4 separate regions of the Homo sapiens genome follow, and all the other regions are linked to region 3. A link is an interaction called in ENCODE POLR2A ChIA-PET data of the cell type or tissue named here. Cell type or tissue: CD4-positive, alpha-beta T cell. All regions are shown on one strand.

Region 1 (5,000 bases), 490 kb after region 3:
GAGAGGGATATCTAAGGATTACCACCAGGTAATGGTGCTGCTATTCACACAGAACACCCAGAAAGACAGCAACCTGGGGCACTGAGTTCAGCACTAAGTTGCTTTTGAGATGTCTATGGTAATAAGAGCTGGATCACTAGGCCAGCCCCACATTGTAGAGATGGAAACTCAAGCTTCAGAGGGGGGAAAAATTTGCCAGGGTCACACACTGAGTAGCCCAGCCAGGACTAAACCAGGAAAGGCAAATTTGGGAACTTCTCCACGGTGCATGTATGTTTACATGGCAAGCCTTAGAATCTTCACACTCAAAGAGTAGCACCAGCAGTGCTCAGTAGCAGGGAGATATGAGCTATTACCGGATCTTATGCTGTGTGAGGAGGGCCCTGCCCTCACTATCCAGAGCCCGGAGTTCCTCTTGGGTAAACTCATCCATGTTTCCATAGCAACCAACATCCCCATTCTGGGTGGCAAACAGGCCACTCAGGCCTTCTTCAGCAGCCACTGGGGTAGCATTGTCCTTACAGAAGGTGGCTACACCTGGGAACAGACAGGGCACTCTGAGCAGACCTGGCAGTCAATAGCCTGTTGCACAGCCTGTCCCACTCCAATTGTCCCCACACAAGTCATCTAAGTCATCTTCATAAAGTGTGGTTCTTGGGCAACCTTATTCAAACCCTGGAGTCTCAGTTCCTACATCTAAAAAAGCCACAGAATGTTCTAAGTGTTTTACATTGATACATGGTGAGTGCTCAAGACGTATTAGCAATTATTATTATCACATGGATTAATTCATTTAATCCTTGTAACAGCCCCGGAAGGTAAACATTATCCTCATTTTCTAGCTGAGGAACCTGAGGCACCAAGAGGTAATGTAACTTGCCAGAGGGTGCACAGCTAGGAAATGAGCCATGATTCAAACCCAGGCTGTCTGGCTCCACAGTTCACACAATTAAGCACCACACTACTACTGTACTTCTGAGGTCCAGTAGGATAATTCTATCCATAAAAATTATATTTCATGTAATTTACTATTATGCAGCTTTAGCTCTGTAAACTAAATGTCTAAGATTTCTTATTACCCTCTCATCAAATATTGGAAACCCTTTTCCCCTATCTGCCTCCCTCACTAATTTAAAGTCCACAGAAAGCCCCATTTACCAGAATAGCCGCTACGGTTGCGGCTGAAGCTGAAATAGGAGTTATAACCCTCAACGATAGCCAGGGGCTCTGTCAGTGCATCCCCTGGAAAAAAAAAATGTAAGATTAAGTCAGAGGTAAAACTAGCATCCGAGAAACACAAAGGCCTGGAATTACAGTTGTAGGCTAATTCCTTGCACACATCAGAGCCAGAGTTGGGGGTGACGGGAATGAAATATCCATGATTAGAGGAGGACCTAGAAAGATGGGAAATGTCAGAGAGGAAATTGATATCAGAATTAGAAGGCTTGGTGGGGGGCGGTTAGAGACTATGAAGTGGAGGTGGAGAATTAGGTGGGAAGGGGAAAGAATCAGAGCTAAGCCTGGGGGTCTGAACGATAGGAGGAAGCTGGGGATGGGGATGGACATACGAGAGGATGGTGGGAATCTGAGCTAAGGGTGAGAGGTAAGAGAGAGGGAATTAGGGGATCTGAACTGGGGGTGGAGGGAAAAGGAATTAGGGGATTCTGAGGGGAGATAAGAGGGTGAAGAAATAAGAGGACATCTAAGCTTGGGGTGGGAAATGAGGTGGGAATTAGGGACTTTCCGCTGGGAGGAGAGATGGGAATAGATAAGGGGTACTGGGGTTCTGAGGTGGAAATGTGAAAAAGAGGAAATTAGACTGAGCTGGGGTCAAAGATGGGGTGGGAATTAGAGGATCTGAGCTTGGGGCAGGGATGAAGAATTCGGGGGTTTGACTTGGCGGCGGGGAGATGGACAGCGTATGGAAGGAGGAAATTCAGGGGACTGAGTTTGGGGCCGGAGAATGAGTGGGAATCTGACTAGATATGGGGTTTCGAGAAGGAGCTAAAGTTTGCTGAAGACAGGAGATGGAGTGCAATTAGGGGATCTAGCTAGGGTGGGAAATGGAAGTTTAAGAGGGAAGGGACCTGGGTCTAAGGACAGGACTCTAAGAATAGGAAACTGGGAAAGTAAAATTACATGGGACAGGGGACAAAAGTTAGCGGGAAAGAAAAAGTATGTAGGGATCCTGGAATCCAGAGCGCTCACTGGTCACTTTGGTTTCCTGGAGACAGACGATATCCGCATCCAGCTCGTCCAAAATGCGCCCCACGGCCACGGCGGCACAGTTGCTGGGTTCCTGATTTGCCACCCCTTGCAGGGGTCTCCGAATCCCATTGATGTTCCAGCTCACCACGCGCAACATCTTAAAGGGCTGGAACACCTCCCAGCCCGCGCCAACCTAGGCGCGAGCGAACTGCTTCCTGTTCAGAAGTTGGCCAGGCCCGCCTCCCGCGCGCGTTTGCGCAGGCGTTCTCGTGCGTACCACTAAAGCGCCTGACGCACGTCGGGCGGGGGCTTCAACTTCCTCAGCTCTCATTGGCGGGAGGAGGAACTGGGTGGACGCTGAAGGAAGCAAAGCGGAAGCCTAGGGGCAATGAATGGCGAGAGGAGTTTCCAGTTGGGCTCCCGCTCCTTCCGCTCGGACAGCTGAGTCTCAATGCGTTTTTCCTCTACTCAGAAGTCCAAGTGGTGCGTCCGGTTACTTACAAACGGCATTTTGCCACTTTTTAAGCGACGGAACCCTGAGCGGAACTGCTCAGCTGCCAAAGCCCCGCCCTCAGTGCGGCGGACCGCCCACCTAAGTTCACAGATGGCTGCAGCGCTTGCGCCCCAGGAATAGCTGGCGCTAAGTGCTCGCGTTGGACTGGGCAAAGGGAAGTTCATGGTTGGAGGAGGGAGCAGTAAGAGTCGCTCCACTGAGATAAGACTTAGGAGGAGGGCCTTTGGCTTTATTGGGGCAGAGGGGAGGAGGAGGAGGCTGTCTCAAGCCTGCCCTGTAGCTTTTGTCTTGGCTCTTAACATTCTGAAGGATGTAGCCGGACACATCCTTACTCTTGGTTCTGTTTCTCAGATAAGTGAAATCGAAGCCCAGGAAATGTAAGCTCGTGAGCAGCATTGTCTCCGGATGCATCCATGGCTCTTCTGTATATGTTATCTCATTTCATTCTCAAGACAACCCAGTTCGGGACATGGAGGCTAAGTTAGAGACGTCGAATGAATTCATTTCATTCTCACAGTTCACTCTCTCTTACACTGAAGTAGTAGAGCCAGGATTCACACCCTGTCTTAATTAGCTCAATAATTACTTTTCTGAGTGTTTTTACTGACCACACACCTCCCCAGTTAAGTCTTTTCCTCTGGGGCCCCACGGCACCCTATGGTCCATTCTGTCACAGTACTTATAATACACAGCTATCATTGACTTCTATTTCTGCTGCCATTAGAATGCCAGCAACTTGAGAGCAATGACCATGTCTGGTTCATCTTGTTAGCCCCATCCCCTAATACTGGACACAGCATATGTTGGGAAGCAATAGATATTTGTCAGGTGAATGAATGAACAAAGGATAATAGCAAGAGCATCGACAGGTTCATGGCTTGTTTTTGAGAGCACAAAAATTAGAAGTAATGGATATGCCCAATGTCCAGGGAAAAGCATAACGATGCATCTTTAGGTTCCTCACCCAGAATTGCAGCATAATTATTTGTTCCCCAGAATTTAAGTCTTAGAGCCATCATCCTCAATGGTTACAGCAAAGACGCAGTAAACTGCTTTTCCTCCTGGAGGACTTAAAAGGTTACCAGTTGTTGCTATCAGAAAATAGCTCTGTGATTAAAATAAAAATTTGCATGTCCTGAGCTTCTTCATGCTTTGGGAGTTATTGACTCAGGATTGACTCCCATGAGTGCGATAACTAGGACAAAGGAAATGAACATTTTTATTGCTCTTGCTTCATATTGCCAGATTGCTTTCCAGTAAGGGATTATGCCCATTTACACTGAAGATCGATCTGAAACTCAGCACCAGCGAAATCCAGAACTTGCCTGTCTCCATGGCTGGTTTTAATTTCCCCATTCTGCAGTGGCTTGTTAATATTAGTTCTGACCTTTGGGGCAAGGTGAACACATGGTTGGACTGAAGAGAAAAGGCTTCTGGTGGCTCAGGAACGTCTTTGGCAACTACAACAGCTGATATTTCAACAGAGCACATACATCCCCCACTTAACAAGGGTACGTCCTCAGCCTTCTCAGGGAACCAACGAACACCTCCAGGCTTCCTCTTTGATGCCACCCACTGGACCTGCCTTGGGGGTCTGTAAATGCAAGAGAACCGAGTGTTGGATAATTAGCGATGGAAGAAAAAACCTCTAGAATAAAAGGTAGGTGAGAAAGAAGGGAAAGTAGGCAGGAGTTGCACAAATCCACATCCATTCTTCAGGCCCTCTGGAAAGTTTTCTTTGCATAGATGGTTGGTTGTCGTGTGCATTAAAGGGCATGGGAAAGTGGGGGAAAAGATTATATCTATATGTAACCTATTTATCTGTCTGTATATTTTTAAAAGTCCATTCTGGCCTTTATGGGACACTGGCCCCCAGGGCAATTCACTAGCACCTGTGAAAGTCTCTCTAACTTGGTCAAGTCTGGTTTTGAATGAACTGAGTGATTGAGATTATAGCTCTTACCTCCCCACTGATGTGTAAAGTAGGGTTGATTTGCTGTGGCGCTTTGAACAAGCTCTCTTGCTTCTCTGGGCATCAGTAGCTTCCTCAGTAAAATGGAAATCAAAGTCTCTAGCCAACGTTCCTCAGAGGGCTGTCACGATCAAGAAGAGTGGAAAGGCAGAAACCAAAGCTCTTTGGAGACATTTCAGGACTTCCTCGCTCTAAGAGTAGTCATCTTGCTTTTTCTATAGGCTCCACAAGCAATCCCACCCAAAACCCTCCAGCTGCTGTGCGACTATAGTCTGTGGAGAGCCACTTCCATGACTAGGATTCAGT
Region 2 (5,000 bases), 760 kb before region 3:
AACCCAGCACTTTGGGAGGCCGAGGTGGGCGGATCATGAGGTCAGGAGTTCGAGACCAGCCTAGCCAATATGGTGAAACCCTGTCCCTACTAAAAATACAAAAATTAGCCGGGCATGGTGGTGCGTGCCTGTAGTCCCAGCTACTCAGGAGGCTGAGGCAGAAGAATAGCTTGAACCTGGAAGGCAGAGGATGCAGTGAGCCAAGATTGTGCCACTGCACTCCATCCTGGGTGACAAAGCGAGACTCCGTCTCAAATAAATAAATAAATAAATAAATAAATATATAAAAATTCAAAAAATAAAATAAAAGTTGAAATTATAACAAAAAGATTCCTAAATGTAACCAACTTTATCTGATGAATTAAATAAAGAAACAGACAAGTATTGTATATACAACACTGTATACTCAAGTCTATAGGTGATTTAAGGATTTTCAAGGTTAATTTTGACTGTATTTGAGTTTCACTCATGCAGTGAATTTGCAACCCCAAGAAAGACGGGACTTCAACATCTAGCACAGAGCCCTGGGACATAAAATCCAGATAACCTGTTTCGAATCCTAATTCTTGGAGTGTTCAAGGCCAGTTTTATTTTCCATCAAATGGGGAAACTAAGAATAATGATGGTTAATTTTATGTGACAACTTGGCTGGGCTACAGTGCCCAGATATTTGGTCAAACATTATTCTAGATGTTTCTGTGAAGGTATTTTTTTGGATGAGACCAACATTTAAAACATTGTACTTTAAATAGGGCACATTACTCTCTATAATGTGAGTGGTCCTCAACCAATCAGTTGAAGACCTTAGTTTTTAAAACAAAGACTGTCCTCCATAGAGCAAGAAAGAATTCTTCTCACAATCTGCTTTTGGACTCAAACTGTAACTCCTTCTGAATCTCCAGCCTGCCGGCCTACCCCTGATGGGGTTTTGGACTTGCCATGCCTCCACAATCTAATGAGCCAATTTCTTGAAATCTCTCTCTCTCTCTCTCTCCATGTACATATATGCATACACACACACATACACCATACACACATATCCTGTTGGTTCTGTTTCTCTGGAGAATACTAATTAATACACTGTTCAACAGGATTATGGTGAAGATTAAATAAGACAATGCATTTAATCTTCATCCTATCTGAAATATGAAATAGTGCTATATAAATAGTTGCTATTGTCTACTAAAGGTCTACTCTTGTCTTTATAGCCTTGATTCCAGAGGCTATGTTTCTTTTAGGCCAGATCTACTCCCCAGCTGACTATGAAACCAAGGCATTCATATACTTTCTAGAAATATGTCTTCCTTCACCTCTTCTCAATCCCCAAACATGTTATAGAAAGAAAAATGAGTTTAAATTCTGTAATCACTACCAGGTATTCAATACTATTATGGCCCAATATTAGCACCCTATTTTCCTGATAACTGACCTGCTTGAATACCTGCATTGAGCCACCTTCTGAATTAAGTTGGACCTCCAAGTTGTTTATGAGTTTATCCATATCTGGAAAAGAGAAAAGGAAAAGACAACTTTCAGAATAAAATCTAACCCACTATATGCATAAATATGCCATTAATGTTATGTGTGTTCTATGACCTTTATCTTTCAGTGCTTACCAGATACTGATAAGTCATTGAAACCTTCTGATTTATTTTACTCATCAAGATGGACCTAACTTTTCCCCAATAATATTAGCTGCTCCCCTCCACCAAACTGCATGCAGGTAATCTGTTTCTTCCTATTTCTCCAACATGCTCTGCCTTCAGAGGAACATCAGTATAGCTACAGTTTTCAGTATTCTACCTTCCTGGTCTAGTTCTTGCTTGAAGGAGTTCCAAGCTCCTATATATATATTTACCCGAGTGAACTTATTTACACATCAAGGCCAAATCTCTCTAGAGACGTATTTTATCTGTCTACGTCTCTTAAATCTGCAAGCCAGGTGGGGTAATAAAAACAGTTTTCTCTTTCTTCTTTAGTTTTTCCTCTTAAAAAAAGGAATTAGTGTCTTAATTCAGCTGCCTTAAACCATCAGTCATTCATACTAGAAGCACCTACTAGCTTTCTTCCTCAACCAGATTTTCTGGGAGTTAGATGTGCAGCACTCACATCCCATAATCTTTGGCAAGGCCTTTTTTTTCCTAAGCCACAACTTGTCCATCTATGATTAAAAGATTTCAGACTATCCTCTGCAGAACCCTAAGGCTTCCATGGAACTTGGGGGTGGGGTTTGTTAAATTAAGGTTAGCTTAAAGCTTCCTCCTTACATATTTCAAGTTCAGCCTAAAGGTTTCCCCATCCATAATGAACCATAACCTAACTGGATGTGTAGACAGTGTAATCTACTGTTGCGCCAATCACAGAGTTTCAGCCAATTACAGGCAGTCAACAACTCAAAGTGTTTGAATAAGGCAAATACTGAGATATAACCAATCCAGCTGTTTCTGTACCTCACTTCCATTTTCTGTCCATAAATATTATCTGACTACATGGCAGCCCCAGAGTTGCTCTGAATCTATTATTTCTTCTGGGGGCTGCCTGATTCATGAATCATTCTTTGCTCGATTAAACTGTTAAGTGTAATTTGTCTAAAGTTTCTCTTTTAACAGGTTAATGGAGGAACTGTAGTAAGTAATAAGAATAGTAGAAGCCAGAATTAAGAAAACTGACTTCCAATAGAATCTGAGCTCCTTGCAGGCAGATACTTTCATCTTTGTTTTTTTCACTAATGTATTCCAAGGCCCTAGAACATTGCCTGGTACATGGTAGGTGTTTAATCACATTTTCGAAGGTTTTTGATGACAGTGACAGAAAAGGAGAGTGAGGGAATGTGTTTTCTCAAGTACAGAAATTGGAAAAGGGTGGAAAAGAACGAAAGAAAATTAGAGAATTTATGCATGAAAGATGCCTGAGGTGTAATTAACTATGAAGTGAGAGGTGGTAGAGAGGGTAGCTAAGCTTTTTCTGATTTCTAAGACAGGAAAAGGAGGTGTGATGGTGGAAAAAGAATGTGAGGTCAGGTAACTCTCATACAGCCCACAGGGGGGCACCAAAACGCCAGGAGAGCTTTCTTTGTTGCTGCCAGAACCATGCGTAGGAGTGGAGAAGATTCGATTCTCCCTCTGCATTCACACAACACCTTCAACAGGCTTCATTATTTCTAGCAAGTACAACTTAAGACAGCCAACTCCAATCTGTTCTTCGATTCCTATGGATTAAGAGACAGCAGAGTTGAGGAAGCAGAGTGATTCTGAGAGGCTATATTAGCTTCTATGAACCTCAGTTTCTTCACCTGCCAAAAGAGGGGGTAACACGGTATTGCCTTAACAGAGTTAATGTGAACATTCCATGTTAATACATTCATATGCCATGTAATGACGTTTCAGTCAACGATGACCCACAGATACGACACTGTTCTTTTTTTTTTCATACTTTAAGTTCTAGGGTACACGTGCACAACGTGCAGGTTTGTTACATATGTATCCATGTGCCATGTTGGTGTGCTGCACCCATTAACTCGTCATTTACATTAAGTATATCTCCTAATGCTATCCCTCCGCTCTCCCCCCACCCCATGACAGGCCCCAGTGTGTGATGTTCCCCTTCCTGTGTCCAAGTGTTCTCATAGATACGACAATGATTCTATACAATTATAACAGAGCTAAAAAATTCCTATCACCTAGTGATATCATACCCGCTGTAATGTCACAGTGCAAAGCATTACTCATGTATTTGTGGTGATGCTGGTGTAAACAAATCGACTGTGCTGTCAGTCAATATAATTATATACAGTATGTAATACTTAACAATGATAACAAATGACTATGTTATTGTTTTCTGTATTTACTACACTATACATTCTATCATCATTTTAGAGTGTACTCCTTCTACTTACTAAAAAAAAGTTAATTATAAAACATTCTCAGGCAGGTCTTTCAGGAGGTATCCCAGAAGAAGGTATTGTTGTCATACCAGACGGCAGCTCCATGCATGTTATTACCCCTGAAGATCTTCCAGTGGGACAAGATATAAGGTAGAAGACAGTGATATTGATGATCCTGACCCTCATAGGCCTAGGCTGATGTGTCTTTGTGTCTTAGTTTTTAACAAAAACTTGTAAAAAGCAAAAAAAAAATAATTAACAATAGAAAAAAGCTTATAAAATAAGAATACAAAGAAATAAAATATTTTTGTACAGCTGTACAGGATTTGTGTTTTAAGCTAAAAAAGTTATAGTAAGCTAAGGTTAATTTATAAGAAAAAATTGTTTATAAATTTAGTGTAGCCTAGTGTACACTGTTTAAAAAGTCTAAAGTAAGGTACAGTAATGTCCTAGGCCTTAACATTCACTCGCTACTCACTAAGTGACTTACTCAGAGCAACTTCTAGTTCTGCAAGTTTCCTTCATGTTAAGTGGTGTTCAGGTACACCATTTTAAAATCTTTTATGCCATATTTTAACTGTGCCTTTTCTATGTTTAGATACACAAATATACACCATTATGCTACAACTGCCTACAGTGTCCAGTACAGTAACATGCTATAGAAGTTTGTAGCCTAGGAGCAATAAGCTATACCATATAGCCTAGGTTGTAGTAGATTATACCATCTAGGTTTATGTTAGTACATTCTATGATATTCACACAATGTAAAAATTGTCTAAGGATGTATTTTGCAGAACATATCCCCTTCATTAAGGGATGAATAACTGTACATGTAAATACACTTAAAACAAATCCTGGCATATAGAACACTCTCAGTTAGCTATTATCACCACCATTATTATTGTTGATTATCAGAATCTTGAACTCTGGCCCAAAGAATCTGTCCTGTGTATCAAATAGGACTTTTATACCCCATGAGTTCACAAACCTGCTCCACCTCTTATATTTCTAATCTTAATTTCTAGCACCACCATAAACCCAGTCTATCAGTCTAAAAACCTAGGGGTCAGCCACCTTTGACTCCTCTCTCCCTATCTTCAGCCAGTTGGTTATCAGC
Region 3 (5,000 bases):
ACTCTGGCTTACTTGCTTTTGTGCCCAGTTTTGTTTGGCTGTATATTCATAGTGCCCAGTGCAGCAGTAGGTGCTCTTTACATATCTGCTGAATAAACCAATCTAGGTAGGGCTGGCATTCTCATGATTCTGATTTTGCACAGGAGAAAGCGAAGGCTCAGAAGACAGAAGTATTTATAAATTGTGCCCTGCCTCCCTGCCTGCATAAAGGGTGCAGGGCTGTCTCAGAGCAGCTGGGATCCAAGCCACAGGTGGCACAGCTAGCAAATGACTGACTCAGCATTTCCTTCTAGGGCTGCTAACCCAGAGTGGAGCAACTCTTTGCTTAGCTGTGGCTGAGAAAATGCCCTTCCCTAGGGGAGAAAAAGCACGTTTTCCTGCACAAGCCAGTCTATAATTCCAAAGCACTTTCCCTCCGGGTGCTAGTATGTGACTGAGATATGGTCGAATCTAAACCAAGTCACAAAATCAGTGATATCCATTGTGCGGAGGTATCCACTAGATGCCACTGCCAAGTTAAGAGAGCTGAATCCTAATCGTGAGGTTTTGAGGGGAGGTGTGTGACTTTCTCAGAGAGATTAAATGTAGCATTAAACATCCGCTGTAATAAACCGTAATTTTCTTGGGATTGGACCGGAAGGGCAACAAGCCCTGGAGATAGCTTTCCTCCGGGTTGTCGCCTTGGATGCCGGATCTGTCAAAGAAAAGGAAAAGTCTCCTGGCGTATGGACTTCAGGACACAAACAGTTGTATCTTGTGCTTCTCCCAGCACAATCTAGCGCTATAATGCACCTATGGCATCTTTGTTGAATACATGCTCCTGTATATGGACTGCCTAGGATGGATGATCGGGTGAACTGAGCCATAACTTTGAGAGAGCTTTGAAAGAGAAAGGCATTCTCTTCTCCTCTACTCTGCATCAGGAGTTGTTCTCTATGCTGATTTTCAGGAGCGGACTGAAAAAAGAGGTGTGACAGATAAAGCTCGCCAAAAAGGTCTTTTACTTGATATATACTATGACTCAGTGTTCACATTGGGCTAGGGTTATTATTTCAATTTCTCTTTAAAAATTGACACAACTAAGGCTCAGAGAAGTTAAGTGTTTTATCCGAGGTCACACAGCAAGCATGTGCCTGGGCTCAGGTCTCTCTGAGCCTGAGCCCTTGCTTATGCTTCCTCCCCTGCACATTCTGGGATAATCTCTCTCTCTTTCTCTCTCTCTCTCTCCCTCCCTCCCTCCGTCAACTCCCAGAGACCAGGCTCTGACAGGATCCTGAGGGATTCCTGCCAGAGGGTTGCCATCTCTGGAAGCCCCCACCCCCACGCCGGGTGAATCTTTTTTTCTGTGGAGTGCGGGCCTGGAGCTAGGTGAGGCCTGAGCCTCCATTTCAGGGGCTTTCTGTAGAATCTGTTGCTGCTGTTGCCTCCAGCAGAGTCTGTTTCAGGAAGAGGTTTGCCTGCCTGCGCGGGACAGCGGTGCCATTCATCACTGCAGGAGGGCAGAATCCGGGGTTGGGGGCCGCACGTCGAGAGGGGAGGGGCCAGGGGGCGGCCCCCTTGTGACCAGCCCTGAGGAGAGGTCAGGAGAGAAGGCTGGCTGAGGAGCGCCTGGACAGCAGCAGTTGCTGACGTTCTATATCACGCGCCTGGGGCCCAAGGTAACCCAGACCTTTAAACAAACTGCCGGGCTGGGGGTGTTGCGGGGGCAGGAGAGGGAAAAGGGAGCGGAGACTTCGGGGGTCGCGCGAGGATAGTGGTGGCCATAGAGGTGGCAAATGCGTGAAGGGAGGGAGTAGTAATCCGAATTCTAGGAGAAATCATAGGAATTGAAGTCGCAGAAGCAAGAAAAGGGGTGTGAGAGCACAAGCGCGAAAAAGCGTGAGAGGGCGCAAGAGCTGGGTGGACCGAAAGTGCGCTGAGGGGCAACGGCTTAGAGTGGAACACACCGGGTCACAGAAGTATAGGTTAGGTAGAAACAGAGGGACACTTTCTTCCTGTGAGTTCATTTTCCAAAAGTGCGTCCTTTCAGCCATTTTGGAGAGAAAATGTTGACCCAAGTGTTTTTTAGGATACAGGGAAAGAACGTCAGAGGAAGCTGCACCAAAGCGAGGCTGCGCAGGGCGCAAAAAAGCAGTCAGAGGGTGGCGCCTTTTTTAAAGAAGTTTCCATCCTTTCTGTCCTAAAGCTCAGGCCGTTCCCCACCCCCACCGCTCGCTAGCCTTCTGTTCCCAGTCCCCTGGCATGATCTGATCGCCTTTGAAGCAGGTAACCGCCTCGGTCTCCCCATCAGCTCCAGGGGCCTCTCAGTTGAGTGGGTGGAGCCGACAGAAGCCGCGGGCTGAGCTCAAGGGCCGATGGGAGGGGTCCTGGGGGCGCTAACTGCGCACCGCGGCCATGACGCTGGGCAGATCATTCACAGAAGTCTCTGTCTCCTTTCATCTACAGTCGCAGCTGTTTTCCAGACGCCTTGCTCCTCAGGTCGGGGAGTGATCTGATGGCCCAGGTTCGAGAAACTTCTTTGCCCTCCGGCTCTGGGGTCCGCTGGATCTCCGGAGGTGGGGGAGGAGCCTCTCCTGAGGAGGCGGTTGAGAAGGCGGGGAAAATGGAGGAGGCGGCGGCGGGGGCTACGAAGGCGTCTTCGAGACGTGAAGCCGAGGAGATGAAGCTGGAGCCATTACAAGAGCGTGAGCCCGCGCCGGAGGAGAACTTGACGTGGAGCAGCAGCGGCGGCGACGAGAAGGTGCTCCCTTCAATCCCCCTTCGCTGTCACAGCAGCTCCTCGCCCGTTTGCCCGCGCCGCAAGCCCCGCCCTCGGCCCCAGCCCCGGGCCCGCTCCCGCAGCCAGCCTGGGCTCTCGGCCCCACCCCCGCCTCCAGCCCGGCCCCCGCCCCCGCCGCCACCCCCGCCCCCACCCGCACCGCGGCCCAGGGCCTGGCGTGGATCCCGGCGCAGATCCCGGCCTGGGTCCAGGCCTCAGACACGGAGAAGCTGCTCTGGTGACCTAGACGGGTCGGGGGATCCTGGCGGCTTAGGGGACTGGTTGCTGGAGGTCGAGTTTGGTCAGGGTCCCACAGGCTGCTCTCATGTGGAGAGCTTTAAAGTAGGTAAGAACTGGCAGAAGAACCTGAGGTTGATCTACCAGCGTTTCGTTTGGAGTGGGACCCCAGAGACTAGGAAACGTAAAGCAAAGTCATGCATCTGTCACGTATGTAGTACCCATATGAACAGACTCCACTCTTGTCTCTCCTGTGTCTTTTTTGGCTGCTTCACTGAGAAACATATTCACAAACATGCAGAAACAAAGCAGCACCATTTAGCTGTAGACCTTTATCATGGGGTCATATATTGCTTCATGTGTAAGGATTATGTATATGACAAAGACATAGAACAGATTGCCAAAGAAACAAAAGAAAAAATTTTGAGATTATTAACTTCCACCTCAACAGATGTTTCTCATCAACAGTTTATGACATCAGGGTTTGAAGACAAGCAATCAACCTGTGAGACAAAGGAACAGGAGCCAAAATTGGTGAAACCCAAGAAAAAGAGAAGAAAAAAGTCAGTCTATACTGTAGGCCTGAGAGGGCTAATCAATCTTGGGAACACTTGTTTTATGAATTGTATTGTCCAGGCACTTACCCATATTCCTCTACTGAAAGATTTCTTCCTCTCTGACAAGCACAAATGTATAATGACAAGCCCCAGCTTGTGTCTGGTCTGTGAAATGTCTTCGCTTTTTCATGCTATGTACTCTGGGAGCCGAACTCCTCACATTCCCTATAAGTTACTGCATCTGATATGGATCCATGCAGAACATTTAGCAGGGTACAGGCAGCAGGATGCCCATGAGTTCCTTATTGCAATATTAGACGTGCTACATAGACACAGCAAAGATGATAGTGGTGGGCAGGAGGCCAATAACCCCAACTGCTGTAACTGCATCATAGACCAAATCTTTACAGGTGGCCTGCAATCAGATGTCACATGTCAAGCCTGCCATAGTGTTTCTACCACCATAGACCCATGCTGGGACATCAGTTTGGACTTGCCTGGCTCTTGTGCCACATTCGATTCCCAGAACCCAGAGAGGGCTGACAGCACAGTGAGCAGGGATGACCACATACCAGGAATCCCCTCACTTACAGACTGTCTACAGTGGTTTACAAGGCCAGAGCACCTAGGAAGCAGTGCCAAAATCAAATGCAATAGTTGCCAAAGCTACCAGGAGTCTACTAAACAGCTCACAATGAAAAAATTACCCATTGTGGCTTGTTTTCATCTCAAGCGGTTTGAGCATGTAGGCAAACAGAGGCGAAAGATTAATACCTTTATCTCCTTTCCCTTGGAGCTGGACATGACTCCGTTTTTGGCCTCTACTAAAGAGAGCAGAATGAAAGAAGGCCAGCCACCAACAGATTGTGTGCCCAATGAGAATAAGTATTCCTTGTTTGCAGTGATTAATCACCATGGAACTTTGGAAAGTGGCCACTATACCAGCTTCATCCGGCAACAAAAGGACCAGTGGTTCAGCTGTGATGATGCCATCATCACCAAGGCTACCATTGAGGACTTACTCTACAGTGAAGGGTATTTACTGTTCTATCACAAACAGGGTCTAGAGAAAGACTAGTCTTACCAGACCACTTACTGAAAAAAAAGTAAATGATTAGGCAAGGATTTTGAAGTGACACACAGACCTACTTGGAATGGACAATGACAGTAACACCTATGTGACAGCTAGTATCTTGATATAAAGAACCTATTTTAGCATGGCCCATGGGTCTGTCGGAAGAAAAAAATGAATACTAACCAGTGACCATTCAACCTTAAGAAATGGGGAGAGGGAGAAGAGGTTGAAAATGGTCACATAAAGCATAATGAAATGAAAAGAATGCTTTAGGTGGGGACAACGGGAGTAGAAGTGTTCTGATGCTACTCTATGTCATTTGTTTTTACAGAAATATCTTGTGAAGTCAGGGAGTATTCCTTTATCAGCAAAA
Region 4 (5,000 bases), 420 kb before region 3:
TCCTGTCTCATTCAGAATAAAAGTCAAAGTCTTTACAAGTTCCCATATGATCTAGCCCCCTCTATCTCACTGACCTTATATCCCGCACTCTTCCTCTTGTCCACTCCAGTGATACTGACCTTCTTACTATTCTTTGAACATACCATGCCTTTGCACTTGCTACTTCCTCTGTCTAGAACACCTTTCCCTCAGGTATTCTCACGGCTGGCTCCCTCACTTCATTCAGATATATTCTTTAAAATCACCCCAATTCCACATGCCCTGTAGCTTTTCTCCTATCTTATCCCCACTCAACGTATATGTTCATTGTTTTTTGTTAGTCCCCTCCACCAACACCTCCTCATTAGAATATAATCTCCAAGAAGGCATATTTTCCCCAGAGTCTTGTGTGGTGATGATACAGAGTAGATTCTCAGTATGTAATTGTCAAATGAATGAACGAATGAATGAATGAATATAATAACACAATGTAATTTTGTGTCAATACCTTGCTCTGTCACAGTTCCCTACCCTGGACCGCTGAGTAAGAACTAGGAAGGGACTCAAAACAAAGGAAATTGCAGAGCACCGGGAACTGTGGCATTCCATTGACCAAACAAAAACCTACAGAGTGAAATATGAACCCTAAAACCTCAAACATATTTTCATCTCTTCGACCTGTGGAGTATCATTAGGCTCTATCCACAGTCCTGCCACCCTCCCTGTGCAGAAACATAAGAGAGACAAATATGTAAGAGATGTCACTGGTCCATAAGAGACCCTTTCTAACAAGTTTCTGCCACACCAGCTCTTCTTTAACAGTGGAAGGGAGATGGTGAAGCCCTCTTTCCCAAAACAATCTCCCTTACTGGACATGGATAACGCCAAAGTGGCATTAGCTTTCCTACTGAAGTTTCCTGCTCTTTCCTCTCTGCATGCCATTTTGATTTGAGTTCCTATTTCTTCTAGCTGGAATTCCCAGTCACTTGGCTTTGAGCATATGGACACCTGGTACTGAACAGAAGACAATAAAAGTGAACCATTGAGCCATTCATGTAAGAAATGTTTGGTAAATGTTGGAATCAAATTCAACATTTGTCTCCATATCCTGGGAAGGCTACTAATCAGTTAAAAAGGGAGTCATTGACAACACTCTGCATGGCCTTGACATTTTACACAAACCTCCCAGCAGTGTGATCAGCCACAGGCAATGCACCTGGCATTCAATAAAATTTGTAGAATGAATTTGTTCAAGATACCTGCACTGCCATGGCGCCTTTCAGGAAATGGAAATTTTCCCTTTGAGCTAAAACAGCAGTCAACTGGCTGCAGTTAACTAATGTGTAACTTGGCAACATTGCCCACGGTGCACCTCCTAAGAACCACACGGATATTAGAACCAAGTATGGAAGCTGGTCTGAGTAAGAAAAAGCTGTCCTCGCCACACAAATTCCTTCCAACATAGAGGTACTGCCACCCTTCTCATAATTGAATTTCCAGTTAAATAGTGCACTGTCCCTTTAAGAAGCCAGGCAAGATGGAGCCCTCCTAGCTCACAGCTAGAGGCTTCAGGCAACCTGATAGGGTTGCTGCAGGGTGATAAAAAGAAAGAATGCCAGGAGGGAGGAAGTCGAGGCTCTAATACCTGGAGGAGAAATCAAGGATCCAACCACACAGCCATCGAACTGAGCGCGCCTGTCCCGCCCGTGGTAGCTCCCCTAGGCTCTAAAGCACCACCTCCCTTCCCCTCCCCTTCTTACCAACCCCACTCTGCTCCACCCTGAAAGGTTTTCCTTGAAAGAGGCTATTTCGCCGCCCAGAGAGGGTGATAAAAGGAAGGTGGAGTGGGAGGTGGCAGTTGGTAAGGCAAAATAAAAGGAACTTACTTTCGGATTCTGCGCCTCCGAAGGCATCCTCTCCTCCCAGCCCCGGGGCCTGGGCCGACGGGGCGGGGCCGGGATTGAGCTCTTGGACCCGGGGTCCTCACTCCCTCGGACTACACACGTAGTTGAGTGAAGAGTTAGGGGGAATGGGCACCGACTAGGGCCGGTGTACAGTCTATTTTAATTATCTCAAGGGAAGGCAGAAGAGTGTAAAGAGTGTTAGCCAGGGGAAGGAGTGGAGGTGAACTCTAAAACCTTCCTTTTCCCTACTTTCTCGTTAGCTTACCTCCCCCGGCATTAGCAATATCAAGAGCAATGGTTTTCTTTTTTCTTCCTTTTGGTATCTCTCAGCTGCCAGTCTCGACCCCACCCAGCGGCTCCACCCCATCTACTACTACACCATTCTGTCAATCACCAGCCCCTTTAAAGCTGCATCGCACAACTTGGTTGTTCGTCCCACTTAGGCTGGCGGACATAATCTTGGTCCTTCCGACCTTTTCAACAATACCCCGGACCTTTCTGCTGGATTTATGAAGCTGAGGTTGTTTGCTAGTGGCGGCCTCCCCGCCCCCTTTGTCCTGGAGCTTGAATACTGGGCTGCACCCAAACTTCTTCCGGCAGGGGGCAGGCCCCGCCACACCCCACCGCATCTCTTTTCATTACTTTGTTTCCGGTAAAACTGGTTCCCTAGGCTGCCAGATCCCTAAGAAAGTTTCTGCGACGCCCCCTTGGCGCCGCCCACGCCCATGCAGTCTTTGGACTGAAGTGGCTACAACAGCTCTAGAGTTTCTGGGGACTCTTCCTTCTGCCTATCCTGGGATGCTCAGTCTTCTCTGTCTCTCATCTGTGTGAGTCTGCATGTTTTTTGACTAGAATGGGGAAGGGGAAGGGAGAGAGGGTGGTGATTCCCAGAAATGTGCCTTATGCCTCTAATTCACCCAAACAGCAGTCCCTTACTACCGCCCCACCTCATAACTAGGCAGCTCAAAGTCAGAGAAGGGCCCTGAGGTTCCATCCCACAGGTATAACTGGAACTCCAGAATGACCCATGAGAAATCATGTTTAATGCCATCCCCCCCTTCAGTTAATGACAATACCTGGTTGCTTAGGCCAAAAATCTTGGAGCCATCCCTGATTCTTCTCTCACAAGTCTCATCCAATTATTGAGGAAATCCCGTTAGCTTTGTCCTAAAAGTGTGTTCAGCATCTGACCATTTCTCACCCTTTCCACTACTACTACCCTGACCCTGATCCTGACCATCACCATCTCCCAAATGGATGGCTAGAAGAGTGTCCTCACTGGTGACCCTTCTTCCACATCTGCCCTGCTAAAATCTGTTCAACAGCCAGCAAACAAATAGTCTTTCTAAAAGGCAAATCTGACCAGGTCGCACCTCTGTTTAAAACCTTTCAGTCATTTCCCATTGCAGTTAGCATCCAGATTGTCTTATATTATCAACAAGGCCCTCAAGATCCACCTGTCCCCTGCCTGTCTCTTTGACTTGATTTGTAAACACCTTGTTCACACTGCTGTAGCTATGCTGACCTCCTTTTCATTGCAATATATTAAGATCTCTCTCACCTCAAGGCCTTTGCATTCCTTTTCCTTCTGTCTGATTATGCCCATGGTGGGCTCCAATATCCTACACATCTCAGGAAAGCGTTCCCTTACCATGTGGATTAAGGTAACTCCCACAATCCAGGCACTCTCTATGACCTCATCTCATTTTATTTTTATCACAGCACAGATCACAATTTAATCTGTGTGTTTGTTTCTGTGACAAAGTAAGTCTCCCACTAGAGTATAAGCTCAGTAAGAGCAGGGACATCATCTATTTTGCTCATTGCTCTATCCACAGCATACTGAACAGTGGGTGTCATATAGTAGGGACTCAATAAAAATTTGTTGAAAGAACAATTAAAGGCAATATCATCAGGGATTTATCTGGGTGATATCTGTTTGTAAACAATAAACAAATCAAAACAGAAAACAAGAAAGAAATACACACCTGATATGAACTACTTCCCCTATTTATTCTTCCTTAGAACATCTGCTTGAATATCTTGCCTCTGGGCTGAGTTGGCAACATGATTGGAGCAGTGACATAGTAGAAGTGTGCTTTCAGGTTAGCTTTTAGGGTTGGCAGTGGATAGCTGATGGTTGACTTGTGTTCTTAATTTAAAGATGAAGGGAAGAATAAAATTAAGAGCATTGGTTACATAAAGCAAGAAGGGTGGTTTAAGCAATTTTGTAAACTATGACCTTGATACAGGGTCATAAGAAGCAGCCATTTTCCTTCACCACTAGAAGAGTATAGGGCTATTTAGTCTCAACAAGAGAAAACTTAGGAGGACAACAATCTTTTTTTCAGGGTTGTCTTGAGCTGTCATTAACATGTCATTGGTTGCTTATACCCACTGTGTCCTAACCTTAACTATCTGCCTGTTCATAGAGGTTACTCAGCCCAAATCTCTGGACCTCTAGCCATGAATGCCAGGCAGCTTTTACTAGGCTGCTACTTATACGTGAGCATAATATTATAGGGAGTTTTGACAGATACCATGGTTATATTCTCAGCACAATGCTAAGCACTGTGGACCATAGGCAAAGAAAGGACTCTTTCAATAAATTTCCCCTTTCTCTAACTTTTGTGTGTGTGTTTTTTGGGGTTTTTTTTTTTTTTTTTTTTTTTTTTTTTGAGATGGAGTCTCATTCTCTCGCCCAGGCTGGAGTGCAGTGGGGCAATCTTGGCTCACTGCAAGCTCTGCCTCCTGGGTTCACGCCATTCTCCTGCCTCAGCCTCCAGAGAAGCTGGGACTACAGGCGCCCGCCACCATGCCTGGCTAATTTATTTTATTTTATTTTATTTTGTTGTGCTTTAAGTTTTAGAGAACTTTTACACTATTTCTGAGAATCAAGGCAGGGTTATTTGTAAGGATGATGCAGAGGGGCTTAGTATTTGGCATCAGGCAAGCTAAGACTGGGTTGAAATTGAGACAACCCTGAAAATTGTGGAAATTGCTATACAATACAGGTTACAAACCAACAGTCCATAAGTTAAATTTGGCCAGCAGATAAATTTTGTTTGTCTGCAATGTATATGTATATGTGTGTGTGCATGTGTGCCTGTGCAGGTG

Evidence for each region. Peaks named below come from ENCODE experiments on the same cell type or tissue, not always from the same donor. Only the 100,000 strongest peaks of a DNase experiment are listed, where the experiment ranks them.
Region 1: POLR2A ChIA-PET joins it to region 3 with 11 read pairs; 3 of 35 experiments call an interaction of 5 or more read pairs at or near these places.
Region 2: POLR2A ChIA-PET joins it to region 3 with 13 read pairs; 2 of 35 experiments call an interaction of 5 or more read pairs at or near these places.
Region 4: POLR2A ChIA-PET joins it to region 3 with 21 read pairs; 4 of 35 experiments call an interaction of 5 or more read pairs at or near these places.

Annotation. Positions count from the first base shown.
Region 1 is chrX:54,997,788-55,002,787 of GRCh38, reverse strand. It overlaps APEX2 (apurinic/apyrimidinic endodeoxyribonuclease 2), which reads right to left and starts at 2,425. Exons shown (of 6, transcript NM_014481.4): 1 at 2,209-2,425; 2 at 1,159-1,242; 3 at 357-537. The coding sequence starts at 2,365. It also overlaps a transcript of PFKFB1 not described here. RefSeq lists a silencer at 2,405-2,544. In CD4-positive, alpha-beta T cell, no CTCF peak of the experiment used is centred here; DNase peaks (open chromatin) are centred at 2,487 and 2,777; H3K4me3 peaks cover 1,897 bases; H3K27ac peaks cover 1,496 bases.
Region 2 is chrX:56,246,734-56,251,733 of GRCh38, reverse strand. KLF8 (KLF transcription factor 8) reads right to left here. Exons shown (of 6, transcript NM_007250.5): 2 at 1,430-1,503. Among named protein-coding and RNA genes, the nearest start is that of KLF8, 17 kb to the right of the region's middle. In CD4-positive, alpha-beta T cell, CTCF peaks have their summits at 2,825 and 3,024 (motif pointing right); a DNase peak (open chromatin) is centred at 3,053.
Region 3 is chrX:55,486,434-55,491,433 of GRCh38, reverse strand. USP51 (ubiquitin specific peptidase 51) reads left to right here and starts at 1,586. Exons shown (of 3, transcript NM_201286.4): 1 at 1,586-1,658; 2 at 2,069-2,265; 3 at 2,446-5,000. The coding sequence starts at 2,495. The coding sequence ends at 4,630. It overlaps LOC101928692 (a long non-coding RNA gene), which reads right to left and starts at 2,493. Exons shown (of 2, transcript XR_244468.5): 1 at 2,388-2,493; 2 at 1-1,569. RefSeq lists silencers at 1,394-1,503, 2,824-2,903 and enhancers at 1,894-1,993, 2,214-2,653, 2,171-3,030. In CD4-positive, alpha-beta T cell, CTCF peaks have their summits at 1,778 and 1,983; DNase peaks (open chromatin) are centred at 2,353 and 2,683; H3K4me3 peaks cover 2,255 bases; H3K27ac peaks cover 1,350 bases.
Region 4 is chrX:55,905,666-55,910,665 of GRCh38, reverse strand. It overlaps a transcript of KLF8 not described here. Among named protein-coding and RNA genes, the nearest start is that of RRAGB, 190 kb to the right of the region's middle. RefSeq lists enhancers at 1,324-1,383, 1,444-1,513. In CD4-positive, alpha-beta T cell, CTCF peaks have their summits at 2,344 and 2,543; a DNase peak (open chromatin) is centred at 2,485; H3K4me3 peaks cover 1,586 bases; H3K27ac peaks cover 514 bases.